Linked DNA regions of Homo sapiens: region 2 is linked to region 1. Evidence: read pairs that join two places in POLR2A ChIA-PET (ENCODE). Cell type or tissue: CD4-positive, alpha-beta T cell. All regions are shown on one strand. Each heading gives the region's core, and the rest is flanking DNA. Links, peaks and the distances in the headings are about the cores only.

Evidence for each region. Peaks named below come from ENCODE experiments on the same cell type or tissue, not always from the same donor. Only the 100,000 strongest peaks of a DNase experiment are listed, where the experiment ranks them.
Region 2: POLR2A ChIA-PET joins it to region 1 with 15 read pairs; 3 of 35 experiments call an interaction of 5 or more read pairs at or near these places.

Annotation. Positions count from the first base shown.
Region 1 is chr4:142,564,043-142,571,148 of GRCh38, reverse strand. All of the region lies in intron 2 of INPP4B (inositol polyphosphate-4-phosphatase type II B), which reads left to right. LOC101927613 (a long non-coding RNA gene) reads right to left here. Exons shown (of 3, transcript XR_007058285.1): 1 at 4,959-7,106. Among named protein-coding and RNA genes, the nearest start is that of INPP4B, 280 kb to the left of the region's middle. In CD4-positive, alpha-beta T cell, for the core only: a CTCF peak has its summit at 3,747; DNase peaks (open chromatin) are centred at 2,868, 3,728, 4,168 and 5,188; H3K4me3 peaks cover 4,505 bases; H3K27ac peaks cover 4,592 bases.
Region 2 is chr4:142,375,132-142,380,131 of GRCh38, reverse strand. The region is part of intron 7 of INPP4B (inositol polyphosphate-4-phosphatase type II B); the gene reads left to right. Among named protein-coding and RNA genes, the nearest start is that of INPP4B, 470 kb to the left of the region's middle. In CD4-positive, alpha-beta T cell, for the core only: no CTCF peak of the experiment used is centred there; a DNase peak (open chromatin) is centred at 2,611; H3K4me3 peaks cover 1,228 bases; H3K27ac peaks cover 229 bases.

The sequences.
Region 1 (7,106 bases), core at 1,002-6,001:
TCCTCTTTTCCTCTTCACCTTCTGCCCCACTCCATGCTCTTTTTTTTTTTTTTTTTTTTGAGAAACATGAAAAGACTGAGTGAGGACTCCTGGAATTCTTTGGGATAGTCTCATGAAAGGGTAATTTCATGAGGTAGGGGTAGGGTCATGAAAGGATACTTTTTAATGGGAGCCAGGGAGAAAAACAGCAAGGCAATTATAAGATGCAACCTTAGAATAAGAAAGAAGGTCTGATGGTAGACTTTGGGTTTTTATAGGGTAAAATATTAATATGTCTTAGGGGTGAAAGTGGGGTTGATGAGATGTAGCAAAAAAGAAATTAGGCTTGACATGAAAGGAGAAGGGAAGTAAAATTCATTAACATTAGGGTTGGGTGTGCTACAGGTATGCAATGGGTGGTGAAATCTATGATTCCGAGTTCATCTGAGGTCTGTAAAAGCATTTTGTTATTTGAAAAAAACAGTTAAAATGAGTTAGATTGTTTAAAAATTGCTAACAAATTTTTTTATTCTTCTTTAAATATACTTTAAATGGCTTAATTATAGAGCATCTTCTGGGTGTTAGATTTCTTATCAAGTTCAGAATCAAGTCAGATCGTGCCTTCATGTAGCTTATAGTCAATTGTAGGGTATTATCTCCCCACTCAAATTAACTAAAAATTATTTTTCAACCAAACTTTCCATTTGTATTTTACTCCTTCCCTACCCAATTAAAACACTTTAAGAAATGTTACCCCTATTACTTCCCAATGGAAAAAAAAATACAGTAAAATATTACTTAATTTTTTTATTGTGCTGAAAATTTTCAGTGGCTATAGGAACAAGTGTAATAAGAGCTGTAAGTTAATTTTCAAATGAATGTTCAGGGATTTAAAAAAAGAGGAAGAATATGAGGCTCTTGGGATATGGTTGTTTACCAAGAGAACATATTATTAATGTCATTGAAACTCACTTTATTATTGAGTGTGAAATGAAATACATAAAGAAGCAATGTTAGTTTATTTCTGTTGGTTCATAGACACAGAAAAATGATGTGACTTCTTAAGTATATATTGTTATTCTCAATAGGGAGGCACAAACTAATTTTTCTCTTTAGTTGTGTTTATTCTCTACTTCCTGCATTTTTGGAAGAGGGGTTCTTGTTGATTCTTGCACCTAGCTACTCAACTAAGTCAATAAATTATATTGGAGGAGGAATGGAAGAAAAATAATGTTGATTTTATTTTATTACCTATGTATTTTGTACACACAGAAAATTTATGTATGAGAGGTGGCATTTGTTAAATATATGAATTTTTAATGTATCTAATCACTGTATTCTTTGTCAGTGGTAAGAGGAAAGCATCCTTCATTTTTCATGCGGACCTTTGTTTTATATGAAAGCTTTTCAGGGAAGAAAGCACAAATTCAATGAGCTATCAGAATGCGAATTTGGATGTTAGTGATAACTTTTACATTGCAATGAATCTTCTTAGAATATAATCCTCAATTTTGAGTTATCTATACCTTAGAGAAATTTTTACAACTACATTGCAGAGAAAGGAGCTAATCACCAGCATACACGGTGTCAAGGGTAGAGATCCCGTTAGAGACTGCCTGAGTTTCAGTCCTATCTCTTTTGCCCAGTTTCTCCCTTCTGTAAAGTAGTCATGATAACAGAGTTCACCTCATAGGTTTGTTTGTTATGCAAATTCAGTGATTTAACATTTATGAAACACTTAGAACAGACTTGGCACATGCTTAGCACTACATGGTTGGCTGTTAATAAGCAAAAGCAAGCAAACCACTCCTTTGTGGGGTAGAAACATATTTCAACATAGAGAGGAATATGTTGTTTTTAGCAAAAAAAAAAAAAATCCATGTTTATTTGCAGTGGTAGATATTTTGCATATTCATTTGCTTTTCATTTTTGTGTACTGGTTTCCAATAATGTGATATTTTTATATTATATTTCTTAGATGCTGATATTATCCCCAAAACTTTTGTTTCTACTTTTTTGTAAGGCAGAGAGACAGACTGTGTATGTGTGTACAATTGTGTGCAATGTAGCAAATATTATTTCCCATTATTATTCATACAGGCTAAAAATTTACATAGTATATTTAAGTAATTTGTTAATCTTATCTCTGATTTATCTAAAACATTTTAGGTAAACATCACAATGTTTAGTTTAAATTCTAGTCTCAGCAGTTACATTTGAAAAGGTTAAGTCTTATGACTTGTCAGTATTAATAATCCATTTGCAATTACCATACTAATTTGTTCCATATGCCTATAAAATATTTCTCTGAGCTACTAAATTATCACCTACTGAGAAGTTAAAAATATCTATTTGATACTTTTTCCAACAGAGAAGCAATTCTGCTTCAATCCTGAGTGGCGCTAAATTGTATATTGAAATATATCCTATCAAGTAATATCATCTTTGTAGCTGTTAATTATATCCATGATTATCTAACAGGATTATTAATGTATTTTTTTCTGCTCTCAATATATCAGTGATGGCAAAGAGACCTTATTTTGAGACTTGTCACAGTTCTAATTTGGATATTTTTGGAAAAATACATTAAGTACTCATGTTTCATTAACTTCTTTGGATACTTAGATATGTACATGATATAAAATAAAGTGAATAAGGAAATGGTGATGATAACAATGAAGTCCAATATCTAAATCTTTTCCTTATTTCTTCATTTAATTATTGCTTAAACATTTCTAAATCCTATTTGTATATGAAGAAAAACAAGAAGAGTTCCATGCCAGCAAGCCGATATCTGGGTGATTCAAGCCTTCAGGTAGTTCTGTGGCAGACTTTGGACCTTGGTAAGTTACCAGAAGTGATGAAGTTTCAGGTCTTACAAAGTAAGGCCAGAGTTGGGAAACACCTTGAAAACGAAAGAAACGACTTGAGAAAAAGAACTTCCTTGGTAAGATCAGACTGCTCTTTCTCCCTGTAATTTATAATTCTGTCCAGCAGCAAGTGGAAAAAAAAAAAAGAATAAAAAAAGAAAGGAAAAGGGGAAAGAATAATCAAAGCCAAACTAGAATCAGAGGGAAAGAATGCAGAGGGGAAAGGTTCAGCCTTGAGCTCACAGTCTCTCCCAGTTTAGCTCTGGAACTGTAATCCTTTAATTGAAGCCTTGCTCTGTTCCAAAGCATTCAGCTCTTATTAACAAATCTCATGAACTATTTGAAAAATATGATTGTTTGAGCCAAGCAATGTCTTAGGTAAATTTGTGTTTTAATTGCAAGCAGCTAGAGTATGCCTTGAGACTACTTGAATTGGAAATGGTTTTCTTTTTTTCTTATTCATTTACAGGAGCGTAAGTAAATAAAGAGCAATAATGAAAAACCTTCCTTACAGTATGTAATGAACTCACATTCTTATTTAAGAATGTGATTACTTTGGCTGTGGTGATTTACAAAGTGCTGTGTTTATGTAGGAGATATGCTTTTTAAAGTGTACCTTTTCCCATATGTATATATCTATTTCACTGTTATTACAGGTATCAGAAATAAGAAAAAATATTTATTGAGATAAACTTACTTATTTCAGCATATATTTATTCAACATTTTCATGTATTACCTAAAATGAAGGATACTTCTCTTGTTCATTCTACCTTTTCTACAGAGGGGCTGAGCCTCCCTGCTTCTTTTAACTTCATCATCTTCCTTTATCGGAAGGCTGAAGGGGGAGATAATGAGCTAAAGAACAACTTTCACCACCCACTGGGAGGGAACTACTGGAAGAGTGACTAGTTGTAGTTAGTGATCAGCGACATCTGCCCTGCCCCTCCTTTCCTGTCAGGGCAGCTGTGCTCTCGGACCCAGTGTGTGAAGTGATGGGTCTTCTGCCCACCCTCTGACCTGACCTCAGTTGTGTTGCTGTGTATGGATTCGAATTTATTCAAAGGACGATGTACTTCTACAGTATAGTTATTCAGAATGCAACACTTTTGCCAATTTATATAGGAAATGAAGACCGAAAACTCTAGCTCCTGACTGCTCTTAAAATAGGCTGAGACCTAGTGAAAATTAAATTAATTATACCAATGTCTTTCCCATCTAACCTACATATAAATATTTGAATGTGCAGGATCAGATACCTGATGTGTAAAAGGATAGCGTTTGAGGGGATGGTCTCTGAGATGGACCAGGCTCTGACAGTCAATCACGTGACTATCAAAAACCTTACAAGGCTCTGAACGTAGTCCTTACTTCTATATAAAGCCCAATGGAACTCACAGATGAAAAGAGAGCTTCACTTATTCTTTTGCTTTTTTAAAAAATGAGCTGGTTATAACTTTGCACATAAGTCTAATTGTGCACTTAGAAACTGATAGTAATAGAGGTTTACAGTTCTTTTCAACCTCCTGGAGAGTCCCAATACACACAGAACATTATATGGGCCAAAGAAACTTCTGAACCTAGAAGTGGGGTTTAAATACTGATTGTGCCTTTTACTGGCTTTGTAACACTGGACAAGTTACATATTCTCTGTAAACCAAGTGTCACATCAAAGGCAATCATTCCTATGTGTTATCCCTCTTTCCCAGATAGCAATCTCACCTTTTCTGCTGCCTACTAGACATTCTCTTTAGGATATCTCAATAATACCTTCAAATATCTGCCTGAAACAGAACTCCCTTCTTTGAAAGTACAGGATCACATTCCTTCTGCTTCCATTGACTCACCTTCTGCATAGACACCCAGGTGCCCTGTTTAGTAAATAAGACTCTTTTTTCCCCTCCTTTTACATCTCCTTCACATTCAATGCAAAAATCATTGCCATTATTCTTCATATTATTTCTGTGTTAACTTTCCTTTTCTCCATTTCTATGGCCATTACTCTGGTTGAGATTATTATGACTATGTGCCTGAAATAATGTAATAGATCACTTACAGGCATCAATGCCTTCCATAGCTTTCATTTCCACCCCCTTCATTTTGTATCCTACCTTCTGCTTCCAGTTTAATCTCCTCGAGGCACAGTTTTCATCCTGTCATTTTTCTTCTGTAAAGTCTTTAAATGGATCTCTTTGTGAACTGAATGAAGGCCAAACTGAAAGTGCCTCTAACACATATGAGTGTACGTACGTTGTAAAGTCTTTAAATGGATCTCTTTGTGAACTGAATGAATGCCAAACTGAAAGTGCCTCTAACACATATGAGTGTACGTACGTTGGTGTGTCTCTTATACTAGGTCGATGAGGCTCTGACAGTCAATGCACTTCCTCTGATGTTTTCTCATATTTAAATTCAGTTTTGCATTTTTGGCAAGGATACCAGAAAGTGAGGTTGTGACCTTATCAACATGTCTTATCCGAAGACTCTTGATGTCAATTTATTCCATTACTGAAAATGTTAACTTTGATCACTTGGGGAGGGTGGTGTTTGCCAGATTTCTTCACTACAAAGGCACTATATTTCTTTGTACTCTATAAGTATCTCATGGGAAAATAATTTGAGAGAATTTAAATATCCTGTAATTTATCACACCTTTGCCACTAATTTTAGTATCCGTTAATGATTCTTGCCTGAAACAACTATTACTGTGGTGTTTGCCAAATGGTAATTTTCTGGTTCAATAATTCCTTAACTTAGAAACAAGTTGTAGTTTTATAGTAAGGAAAAGTTTTCTTTTCTCCTTTACTTATTCATTCATTCATTTGTTCACTCACTTATTTGTGTTAGTACAGACACATGAACCCTTACGTTATTCCACAGGTTATAATCCCTTATGATCAAGATTTATTTTGTTATTCAGTGTTTCTGTATTTGACCTTTAGGATCACCAATCAAGTTGGCTACTTTGTCTTTTTGAAATGTGCCTATTCTTTCTTTCTTTCTTTTTAACTCTTTGGTATTTTCTAGCACAAAATATTTCAGGCTCATCTTATTTTTTCTCCTTCAGCCCTGGATTCAGCTGTTTCTCCAAGGAGCCATAGTTTTCTTATATTGGAGAGTGGTATTTAGAAACCAAAGTCTGGGAATCAGCTGGGCTCATTGGTGCAAGGGCATCCAGAATACCTGGCCAGTACTCATGAAAATCGTCAAGGTCATAAAACACAAAGAAAGACTGAGGAACTGTTTCATATTAAAGAACGCTAAGGAAACATGACAACTAAATGCGAAGTGTGTGTTTGGATTGGATCCTGATCCAAAAAAGAGCATTGGTGGAACAATTGGAGAAATTTGAATATGTTCTATAGACTAAGTAATATTCCATATTATATTATAACCTTATATATTTTGTCCATACCAGAGACTGATTTAAGAAAAATCAGTCTTAAATACTGACCTGAAAATAATATGAGAGTGCCTGAGTTACTCCATTTTTTTAAACCACTACTGGACTCCTCCCATTCCCTACAGTAATATTTTTCAAAGTGTGGTCCATGAACAACCTGCATCAGATACTCCAACATTCCATATTAAAAATGTAAAATTTAAAAATTTAAAGCCCAAAGTCTGGGCTCCATCAAAAACTTGCTGAATCTTAATTTATGGGTAAGAGAGTCCTCAAAAGTTCTATTCAGATCATTTTCATGTACCCTACTGTTTGAGGACTACTGGCCTAAGCCTTTATCAATATACTTCAATCCAAGATATTTATGGGAGCCTCCAGTCTTCCATGGTCTGGTTCTTATTAACTGCTGAGTTTCTTTTTTTTCTTTCTTTCTTTCTTTCTTTCTTTTTTTTTTTTTTTGCCATTCCTTAAGACACTACATTTTTCTACTATAAATTCCTGTACCTCTCTGCTTATGCCTTGCTATTTTACTTCTTTATACCTTTATCATTTCCTCTGCCTGACATAACTGTCCCACCTTACTTCACTTGATCCACTCATCAATCTATTTTAAGCCCTCACTGAGGTGTTCTCTGCTCCAAGCCTTCCTGGCTTCCCCAGGTAAACTGCAAGCCTCACATTACACACCAGGGAGTTCTGTTTCCCCAAAGGACTATGAATAAGCTTTGTTAGCGTGCTTGCACATAGTTCCTATTCAGTAAAGTTTTAGCAAAATGGGTTAATAACTAACTGACTTGCGGGAAGTTTCTATATGGATTCTATCTACTATCTTTTGTTGTGTGAGAAATCATTACTA
Region 2 (5,000 bases), core at 1-5,000, 190 kb after region 1:
TATCTTTCTCCTGCTAACGCCAGTCAAGTGATCTGATAACTGACCACTGGGATTTGTGAGTGAAACTGGGACCCTGAACTTAGAGTTTATTTCTGCCTCAAGTTATTTCCCTGGACTCTGAGATATTTACTTCATTCTTACGACTTTCAAGTACTCTGCAGTTGTCACCATTTGCCTAGTGGCTTAGGCCTCCAGCACCTGGCTGGCCAGCTCTACCTGGTCTTGCCTACACAGTAGCATTCCTGGCACAGCTGTGAGTACAGGTGGATGCATATGAACCCTCAATCTGATGGTTGTGATCCCTTACACAGTGCCTGACGTGGACACTGAGGACACATGTCTTGCATGGCTTCCCATTACTGCTTGGCTTTGCCAAGCTGATATGTGATATATTGCCAAAATATTTCTTCTGACTAGAAAAGAGCAGAAACTAGTTATTTATAAGTAATATAAAATGTTAGTCTGCTTTGGCTAGGAATAGCTTTTAATTACTGTAAGGTTTTATAGGCTGCACAGCAGGAACAAAAGGACGTTTTAAAGAAACACAGGCTTTCCTTGGAGTCATGTGAATGGAATGATAATTGCAACTAGGTTGGGGTTGGTATTTAAACTCATGTGAAAATTATTTTTAAGCTTACTGAAAAAAGTTATGTGTACCAAGGCAGAAGGTGATGTCACATGCTGAAAAATGTTAGGGGACATCTGTTTCCACATCACAAAGAATTTCTTCTTATATTGCCATGAGCCTGATTCCTTCAGTTTCGTGGCATTAAGTAAAGCTCTCTTTGAAGATGTGCTCATTGAGAATGGAGCTAAATGCTGAGGTTGCAGCTGCTCACTATACCATGTCCTAAGGAATTCATAGTGTGAATTCACAAGGATATTGGTCTTTCTTACAAACTTGGGTAATGATGATAGAGACAGCAGCTTTTGGAAAGCCCTAGATAGAGTTGTATAGGAAGATATGGGGCCTATAGTGATATTTAAATTTTATGTAATGTACTGATTTTTAAAAAATTGCCATTTTGGGTTTTTTGAAAAGGGCACTGATAGTTATATCGGCATTTTGGAATATGAGGAAGCAGCTTCCTAAGAAAATATTAATTGGATAGGATTTAAGAATAACAAGAGCTAACTCACCACAACCCGCACCCCCTACCCCACTCAGGGAGTTTGAAACATATGTTAGCAACTACTACATTTGCTTTTCATTTTTGAATTTAAGTTGAGGCATAGTGAAATGTGCATAGCTGCTTGTTGTGGCTTCATAGCAACAAGGGTAGTGGGACCTCATGTTGGAAACTCTGGACATGTGGTTGTGTATTCACACATACACAGTGTTTTAATTATAAGCATGTGCATTGAGTGATATTCACAAAATTGTATGTATATGTACATTAAGTAAGGCTTTAAACTTTAAATCCTAGGCTCAAGTTCATTTGTAGCTGAGAAAAGCCAAAATAGTCCTAGGGCAATGTTAATATTCAGAGACATATTCTCCTCTCTAAGGAGAGAATCTTTTCAATTAATGTAGGCTTAAAGACAGGAACATGTCTTTCAGATTCTGTTTTATTGCCTTCCCATTCTGCCTTCCCTAGCATACATGTGGAATAAATAGTTGCTTGCCCTTGGCATTAGTTTGACTTTGAACTTGCAACCTACACAAGTGTCTGAGAAAAGATAATACCAAACTGGATATGAGCTATTACAATAGACTGTAAGAGGCACTTGAAAACCCCACCAATGGGTGCCCGAGCAAGGTTTTTAAACACTGTTATGGGAAAATCAGGCTCACATAGTGTTGGAAACAGCTGTACCTAGGGGTCAAGGCTACAACTCTGTTTGCTCACAGATTCCTTCTCAATCATGATGGCACACTGAAAGAACATAAAATTTAGAGCCAAAAGTTCTAGTCTCAGATCGGCTGCTTACTATGTGACTTTGGACAAGTTATCTTTTTTGAGTCCCAGTTTCTCCAGCTCTAAAATGGAGACTTCAGCACCTGCTCTGTCGACTACTGGAAGGAAAATAAGACACACATGTAAAAGTACTTTGGAAACAGGAAATACAATAGTAGTGCAATTATCAGCATTATTTACTACAGATATTTTTCTTCAACTCAGGGATTCTTTCCTAGTGACACTGTGTATTTCCAAGATAAGATTTAGCAGTTTGACGGTATCTGACTCCAAAAGGTTGCTTATGGTCACAGTGTATTGATCAGGCTGGATATGTTACATATGTTTTTGTCAGGGGACTTGTGGCTGGGTGCAGAGCTTATGCTGGTGCACCAGGGTTGTTTGAATTTGAAATCTATGAAGAGTAATGAATAAGTACTTATTTTTTCTGTATTTATTTTAGTATTTAATTACTCTAATACTCTGCATTCTGATAGTCCAACATTCATTTCTTGAGTATTTTTTTGAAAAGAGAGAAACTGAAAAACATGATTACTGCATATGAATGCTCATATTTTCCATCATAATAATGTCATTTTGATACCTGATTCTCATTTCTGCCTACATTACAGATGGCAATATGCCTATGGTTGTGTCTTCTTGAGCCACACATAAGAAAGAATAAGGAGAGAAAAACCCCTCTTCTTCCAGATTCACTTTCGAAATCATACTTATTTGAGCAGCATGTTACCTTGTCCCTCTTTTTCACTCTTCTGACTCTGAGTCGTCATCCAGTTTGATATTTGAGACATCATTCAAACTGCTCCAAATGAAAGGCTTTTGTAGGATTCTTTGACCTTGGACATGGCAGAAGGTAAAAGCAGCAGATAAGGATTTTTTTTTTTTTAACTTTCCTCACAATCCTACTTTGCTTCCTTCTAAGACATTTGTCAGAAAAAAAAGATCAGCAAAATGTTTCTTCACTAGCCTGAAATTTACGAATTTCAGGAAAAATTCGTGAAATGGACCAATGTTTAACCAGGTTAGATTGTTTGGAGCCACCTAAAATTTGTTTTAAAAATTTTTTTTTTCCTGTGAGAAAAAAATAACCAGTTAGACTCTTGGAAACATTAAAGATGAAATCGAATTAAGGCTTAAGTGCCATTACTTAAACATCAAATAGGAGTATAAGTGGTGTTAATGCATGAAAAATTAAAGGAAATGGTAATGTAACATTATGGCTATACATAGCACTTGCAGCAGTGTTAACTCGATTTGTGACATTACATAAAATAGAGAACAAATAAATGATTTAAAACTTCATTAATTACAAATAATTTGTACAGAGAGCACCACATTTGATCCTCAATAGGGACCTTGTCGTATTACCATGTGGATTAGGCAACTGGAAACTGAATTTGAGTAATTTGCTCAAAATCAGATTGAAATGTGGGCCAGATTCAGAGTTTTCCACCATGAATCCACTGAACTATAGGAAGTTTCTCAGGAACAGTATTAAGGTACATAACTCCATTAATAATTTGAGTTGGGTGATGATTTCCACTTAGCTCATTGCTGATGATAACCATACTTGGAGATGTGGCTAAGAGCGGCCTTTTAAAGTTGAATTTCTTAAGGAGGGAAAGGGACTCACTTTTTGAAGTGTCCACAGGTGTCTAGAGTAACTGTGTTAGATAACGCATCAAGCTCAGAGAGTCAGTGGATCTGAAAACACATGCCAAAATGCTCTGATGACCTTTCAATTGTTCCATTTTGATAATGCTACCTTACATTGCTGTGTAATAGCTGTCATCATTACAAGAAGTCAGTATCATTTGGTGCCTGTTTTAGGTTAGCTGGGTTATATATGTGACTTCAGTGTAGAAGAACTGACATCTGAGAGGAACAAAGCCATGTTTTCAGGTCATCATGAGATCTTATCCCAGGATGCTGATAATATCAAGATGAAAATAGTCAGGTGGGAAGAAGAACTATATATCTTCATGCTATTTCCACTAATTGAAAGTTCCTAGAAATTATATTTGCTACACTAGGTTTCAGTTGTGTCACAATTTACTAATTTACTTAAATATTTCAATACTTATTCCATATAAAATGCTACCATGTATTAAGAAACTATAAAGAAATGACATATGCACAGGCCTCTTTATATCAATTTGATTTTCATTATAATAAATTTGACCTGCAGATGGATATCCATGTAGAAATATCAAAGCAATAATTTGGAAATAAGTGAATGGAATGAAGATACAGTGACAAGATTTTTATTGTCTAGAGACGTCTGTCTAATAGTAGCTTAAATAATTAGGCTTTATTTTTTCCCTCACGCAGCAAAAAGTCCAGGTGTGGGCACTTGCTGTTATTGGGTCAGATTCCTAATGATATTATCAAAGGCCCAGGATTTTTCTCTTTCCACTTTACCATGCTAATCATCTTGACCTTTAGTTCACATGCTTGTCTCTCACTGCATAGTTGCAAGATAAATGCAAAAGTTCTAAGGCCTTATGTTTGCTTTATAAGCCAGGAAGCAAAGGGGAAAGGAGTAGTACCTCTGATTTTGTCCCTTTTATTCAAGAAAGTACACCTCTCTTAGACTTTTTTCTCTAATTTCATTTGCCAAAATTGTGTCCCATGGCTACCAATAGTAGCAAGGAAAGCTGATAAAGCAAGTATCTCTACTTCCAAACTCCTTAGAGTGGGATGTGCAAAAAAGCTGGTTGGAAATGACTTTTTTATTAAGCAAACAGCCACAGGGTTTGGAATAAAGATTTGGGAGGCATCCTTACAGAAGTGATCTTTGAAAATGACTCGAGAAATAAACATTGAAGGAGAAAATGATCAAAGAACCTTGAGAAATACTGACACTGACATATGGAGAATGAAAAGATCAGCTTTCAGTTACAAGATTAAGAGTAGTAAGAAAAAAAGGGTGGGGGAGGGAAGCAAGTAGTGCAGTGTCCTGAAAAACAAATTATGGAAGAATTTTAAGACAAAGAGGAAGGTTGGTCAGTGTTGACTAGCTCCACAGAGCTGTCAAGGAAGATGAAAAAAAAATGGATTTATTGATTGGGAGGTTGCTGG